Linked DNA regions of Homo sapiens: region 1 is linked to region 2. Evidence: read pairs that join two places in POLR2A ChIA-PET (ENCODE). Cell type or tissue: endothelial cell of umbilical vein. All regions are shown on one strand. Each heading gives the region's core, and the rest is flanking DNA. Links, peaks and the distances in the headings are about the cores only. Region 1 overlaps SYNJ1 (synaptojanin 1). Region 2 has its middle 25 kb from the start of OLIG1.

Region 1 (2,918 bases), core at 279-2,778, 390 kb after region 2:
TTTCTTTCACATGAAACACATGGCAGTGAGAATTCTGTCAATACTCTTTAAGCATAACATAAGTACATGAGTTTAATAGGCAGTGTTTTTGGCTGGACACCATGGCTTACGCCTATAATCCCAGCACTTTGGGAAGCCAAGGTGGGAGGATCACCGGAGCTCAGGAGTTCAAGACCAGCCTAGCCAAAATGGTGAAACCCCATCTCTACTAAAAATACAAAAATTAGCTGGGCGTGTTGGTGGGCACCTGTAATCCCAGCTACTCGAGAGGCTGAGGCAGGAGAATTGCTTGAACCCAGGAGGCGAAGGTTACAGTGAGCCAAGATCGCGTCACTGCACTCTAGCCTAGGTGACAAGAGTGAGACTCTGTCTCAAAAAAAAAAAAACACTCCATAAAATCTCTTTCTTTTTTTTTTTTTTTTTTTTTTTTGAGACAGAGTCTTGCTGTGTCGCCCAGGGTGGAAAGGCGGTGGTGTGATCTTGGCTCACTACTACCTCCGCCTGCCGGCTTCAAGTGATTCTCCTGCCGTAGCCTCCTGACTAGCTGGGACTACAGTTGTGCGCCACCACGCCCTGCTAATTTTTGTATTTTTAGTAGAGACAGGGTTTCACCATGCTGGTTTCAAACTCCTGACCTCAGTGAGCCACCCACCTTGGGCCTCCCAAAGTGCTGGGATTATAGGTGTGAGCCACTGTGCCCAACCGGCAGTGTTTTTTCTTAAGTCAGTAAAAATTTTACTGTCTAAAAGCGTGTTGGATCCATGGGTGAATTGAAATATATTTCTAATACATAAGTAAGATTGGTTTTTATTTAGCTTTTTAATTGTTCTGTGATTAACAAGCCATTGAAAAATGAATCTTGTTAATTGTTAAAATCTTCTTATTGTCTTTATATGGCAAGTTTTGGTTATCCCTCACCTGTTACATATTGTTCCACCTTTATTTTTTATTTTTTAGAGGTGGGGTCTTGCTATCTTGCCTAGGATGGTGTTGAACTCTTGGGTTCAAGCAATCCACTTGCTTGGCCTCTTAAAGTGTTAGGATTACAGGCGTGAGCCACCACACCCAGCAAAATGATTCTTTTTGGGCCCACAAAGAAGTTTTTCTTTTCTAATAAAGAGCTGGTATCAAATGAAAAAAAAAAAAGGTACCTAAGAAAAGGTATGAATGAAAGATGGTGTTGAGTATGACATGGGAAAAATAGTCTTTTCCTTTAAAATAAGCTATAGAGGGAGTTAGGTACTATTTATTCCTGAGGTGTTATAGCAGAAACTTTAGAAGTTGGAATTTGCTTTAGCTTATGTGTTCAGCATGTGAACTAATGCGGTGCAGGCCGCCTTACCTCACCTGAACTGCTGTCGATCTTGATGGGCTCAGAATCACTCCGAAAGCAATTCTCTTCTGGGACATTCCTACCTACTTATGGTTAGAAATCAGTAACTTACAAAGAAAGGTTTGTTTTGCCTAGCATCTCGTTTGTTTAATAACCACCATGAATAGGAGGGGAAAAAAAATACCTCTTCACAAAAGGGAGTTTATTCCATTCGTTGAAAGTGCAGTGGATGCCTTGAAAGACTGCACTAGCAGGAAAGTGACCTGAACTTCCTCCCTAACACGGTATCTTCCGAACTTTCATTTCCGCTCATTCTTTCAGTTTGTTTCCTCTGAGCTCCCCACACACCCTGCCACTTCATAAACTTCAGTATTTTAAACCCTAGTTAGCAACCATTTAACAATGCCTATATTTCCCACCCCCACCTTACTACTCCCTGCCACAGGCATACACATTTGAAAGTTTCCAGACGTAACTGAGGAGTTGTTGAATGTGAATCTCAGTAATGAGGGCATTCAAATACTTTCAATGATAAAGTAAAATGTTTTACCTCTTTTTTGAGACGGAGTCTCACTGTGTCACCCAGGCTGGAGTGCGGTGGCACATCTTGGCTCACTGCAACCTCCGCCTCCCAGGCTCAAGCAGTTCTCCTGCCTCAGCCTCCCAAGTAGCTGGGATTACAGACATGCATCATCACGCCCACCTAATTTTTGTATTTTTAATAGAGACGGGGTTTCACCATGATGGCCAGGCTGGTTTCGATCTCCCAACCTCAGGTGATCCACTTTATATATTATTTTTAAATTAGCAAAACATGTTCTTTAATGCACAACCTTTCCATTTGTTTTTGTCTATTAGATGAACATTTAATCAGCAATTGCAGTGTTCCATTCAGAGTCTCTGTGTTAGGTTAGGTATTGTGTTGAGATATAAGGAAATGAGGCTAGGTGCAGTTGCTCATGCCTGTAATCCCAGTACTTTGCGAGGCCAAGGCAGGAGGATCACTTGAAGCCAGAAGTTTCAGACCAGCCTGGGCAACATAGAAAGACCCTGTCTCTACAAAAAATAAAAATTAACCAGGTATGGTGGCACGTACCTGTAGTCCTAATACTACTCAGTAGTAGTCCTGTAGTATTAGTGCCTGTAGTCCTAGCTACTCAGGAAGGAGGCTGAGGCAGGAGGATCACTTGAGCCCAGGAGCTTGAGGTTACAGTGAGTCATGATTGTGCCACTGTACTCCAGGGTGGGTGATAGAGTGAGATCCTGTCTCAAAAAAAAAAAAAAAAAAAAAGGAAAAAGAAATAAGACTTAGTTTCTGTTGTTACTAGTTTACATGTAACTATAGTATAAAATAGGAGAAAGATTTACCTCCAGCTAGAGTGATCAGGGAAAATCTTTGGGAAGGGAAGTGGTGTTTTAATTTGGAACTGAAGGATAGGTAATATTTGGAAACACAAAGATGATTAAAGGTTGGTCCAGATGAAACAACAGTATGAAAAAAGGGAGAAAGGGAAGAGAATGTGGAACATGTGGGCAACAAAATTATTCATTTTGGCTGAAGCATGGGATGCAAGGGAGATTATTA
Region 2 (2,918 bases), core at 128-2,627:
AAGGAAAGAGGAACTGGCTTGTATTGAAAAACAGCTCGGCTGGGCTCCATGATGGTGGCATAAATCTCCACCCGAGGAGGGGGAAAGCTGCCTTTCCCGGGAGCGAAGTTTAGACCTCAAGAGCTGAATTCTTAAGTTGAAGGGAGAGAAAGTTAGAAGACACTGTTCACTCTAGAAAGTTTTGTTTGTTTGTTTTGTTTAATTGCTTTTCTTCTTTTTCTTTTTTGGTGACAATCTGATTATAACTACTCTGTTCTTATTGACCCTATGAGGCTTTTTTTTCACAATTTGGAAGAATTAACAGTTATAGCCTCCATGAATAAATATAACACTTAGCTCCTTCTTACTAACTAAATGCAATTGGGGAATAAATACAGTGAGTGTTCACACACACACACACACACACACCCACAAAAGAAAAAAAAAGAAAAAAAGAAAAAGGTGAAGAATAGAAAATTGTTTAAGTGGCCAAAGAAACTTTATCCTATTGTGTTGCAGGCCAAGCTATGCCAGCTATATGTAAATGTAAGCAGTGGCCTGTGTTCCTGTGTCCACTTTGAAGTTGCCATCTGAATTTAATTCTGCCTTTGTGATTAAATCAGGCCATTACGTTTAATCTCACTTAATAGTAAGAAACGTCCTTTGTTGTTTTCTATAGGCAACATATTCTGCCCCTAACATATACAGCTTGGTATTCACACTTTACTATTAATCCCCGATGGCTGATAATTGCTTCATCTCCAAGCCCTCTGTCCAATTCACAAGGGGCTGATTGCAACTATTCTTCCCCTATACATTAATGCACTGTTTGGGTCTTGCTTCTTTGGCTCAGTGAACCCTATCAAGCTGTCCACATTTTCTGGGCATGTGGGTGTATTGTGAGATGTTAAATTAAATTCCGTGTTGACCTCCCTAAACACCAGAATCTATTAGCCCCTGCAACGTAGCTGATTGACAAGTGGAACTACTTTTCCACTCAAAATCCTGCAATAAGAAACAACAACAACAGGCTGAATATTTTGTTTCTAGGCAGAGTCTGGGGTCTTCTTATTGCTGTCTTGTTATTTACATGTTCATGACTACGGCAGGACCAATTGCATTATTGCCACGATGTTGCTTCATTGATCTTCCATTTGTCTGCCTTATCATTTCTCTGGGAGAAATTCTTAGACCCCCCAGAGAATCACCATGCATTGCTTTAAGGTTTGAAATTATTTTCTCTTCTTTGGTTTTTTTCCAAAACTGTTTTGGATGGTGAGTCTTAGGGCCTTCACTGTTATCTGCGACTTGAAGAGCTCAGGCATAAAGATCTCAGAGGCAAAATACCAACTGGAACAGGGTTTCTTCCGTCTTTGCTTTTTGCACCAAAGGTAACAGATGCAGCTAATTTTAATGTTAAGCTTTACAAAAGAAAAGAAGCTTTTCTTTCTCTTACCCATTCATTAGCTCGGGCAATAGTTACCAGGCTTTTCATTGTGCTAAATTAGGAATGCTATCATTATCAATTTGACTTTGTGGTTCTAAAAGCACTATTAGCTGCTCATGCCTAGTCCATATTAAGCACATATAGTACCTCCAGTGTGAACGATACCCAGAGCCCGTGCATAGCTGCCTCCTCCTGCCAATAGCTTTGCCCGGCTTTACACACTCTCAGCCTCACAGCTGCTGGTGGGACTCTTGGAAAATCCACGTGGCTATTTTAAATTTTTTCTGATTTTAAAAGCAATCTCATAAAAGTAATTTTATTTTTATATATTATATAATATAATGTATATACTACAGAATTATATAGGTAATAATTATAGAAGAGTTTTCTTATAGGAAAATCTTAAAAGTTTGGAAAAACTAAAGAAAAAATAAAAATCATTCTAAATCCCACAGATATAGCTGTTGTTATTATTTTGGTGTATTTTCTTTTCTTTTCTTTTTTTTTAGACGGAGTTTCGCTCTTGTTGCCCAGGCTGGAGTGCAATGGTGCGATCTCGGCTCACTGCAACCTCCGCCTCCCTGGTTCAAGCAATTCTCCTGCCTCAGCCTCCCAAGTAGCTGGGATTAGGCAATGCGCCACCACGCCCGGCTAGTTTTGTATTTTTAGTAGAGACAGGGTTTCTCCATATTGGTCAGGCTGGTCTCAAACTCCCAACCTCAGGTGATCCGCCTGCCTCGGCTTCCCAAAGTGCTGGGATTACTAGTGTGAGCCACCGTGCCCGGCCTGTTTTGGTGTATTTTCTAGAATAGCTTTCTTCTATAACTTACATGTGAATAGACTTGTAATACAGATAAAAATACATACGTAATTTTTTTGGATTTCCAAAGTGTTTTATTAAATTAAATGTTAAATAATTGAGGCCCTGAGAAATGTGTGCCCTACAGTGAATAAGTTCCCTTATTTTAAAATAAACCTTTTATTTTGGAATAATTTTAAGTTTACAGAAATGTTGCAAAAATAGTTCAGAGAGCTCCCCTATACTCCTCACCCAGTTTTCCCTATTGTTAACAGCTTACCTAACTACAATACATTTGTCAGAACTAAGAAACACATTAATTTATCATTATATATATTATATATAATTAGGAGTGTACATTTTCTTAATCTGCTTCCTTCACCATGTAAATAAACATTTTTCTATGTCACTAAATATTCTTATTATCATTTTTTAAAAGAAGAAACTAAGATAATAAGTATGACCGTCCAATCAGTTAGGTTCCAGGTAAAATACAGTGTCTAATCAGGAAGTGTCTGTCTAATCTGGTAGCGTCTCATCAGAAGGCTGCTTCCAGCAAAGCCCTGGTCATGGGGGCACCCTCTGGAGGGGAGCTTTACCCAGGGGCACCCCGTCGCCAGCCAGGAACCTGCCCCGGTATCCATGCCAGGGTCTACTGAACACCTTTGGCGGCATCAGCCGTGAGCCTGGGTC

The links. ChIA-PET counts read pairs that join two places held together with the same protein. Peaks named below come from ENCODE experiments on the same cell type or tissue, not always from the same donor. Only the 100,000 strongest peaks of a DNase experiment are listed, where the experiment ranks them.
Region 1: POLR2A ChIA-PET joins it to region 2 with 14 read pairs; 3 of 35 experiments call an interaction of 5 or more read pairs at or near these places.

Annotation. Positions count from the first base shown.
Region 1 is chr21:32,706,990-32,709,907 of GRCh38, reverse strand. The region is part of intron 2 of SYNJ1 (synaptojanin 1); the gene reads left to right. Among named protein-coding and RNA genes, the nearest start is that of SYNJ1, 20 kb to the left of the region's middle. In endothelial cell of umbilical vein, for the core only: no CTCF peak of the experiment used is centred there; a DNase peak (open chromatin) is centred at 1,647; H3K27ac peaks cover 1,396 bases.
Region 2 is chr21:33,093,713-33,096,630 of GRCh38, reverse strand. No RefSeq gene overlaps it. Among named protein-coding and RNA genes, the nearest start is that of OLIG1, 25 kb to the right of the region's middle. RefSeq lists an enhancer at 1-2,918. In endothelial cell of umbilical vein, for the core only: no CTCF peak of the experiment used is centred there; no DNase peak of the experiment used is centred there; H3K27me3 peaks cover 733 bases.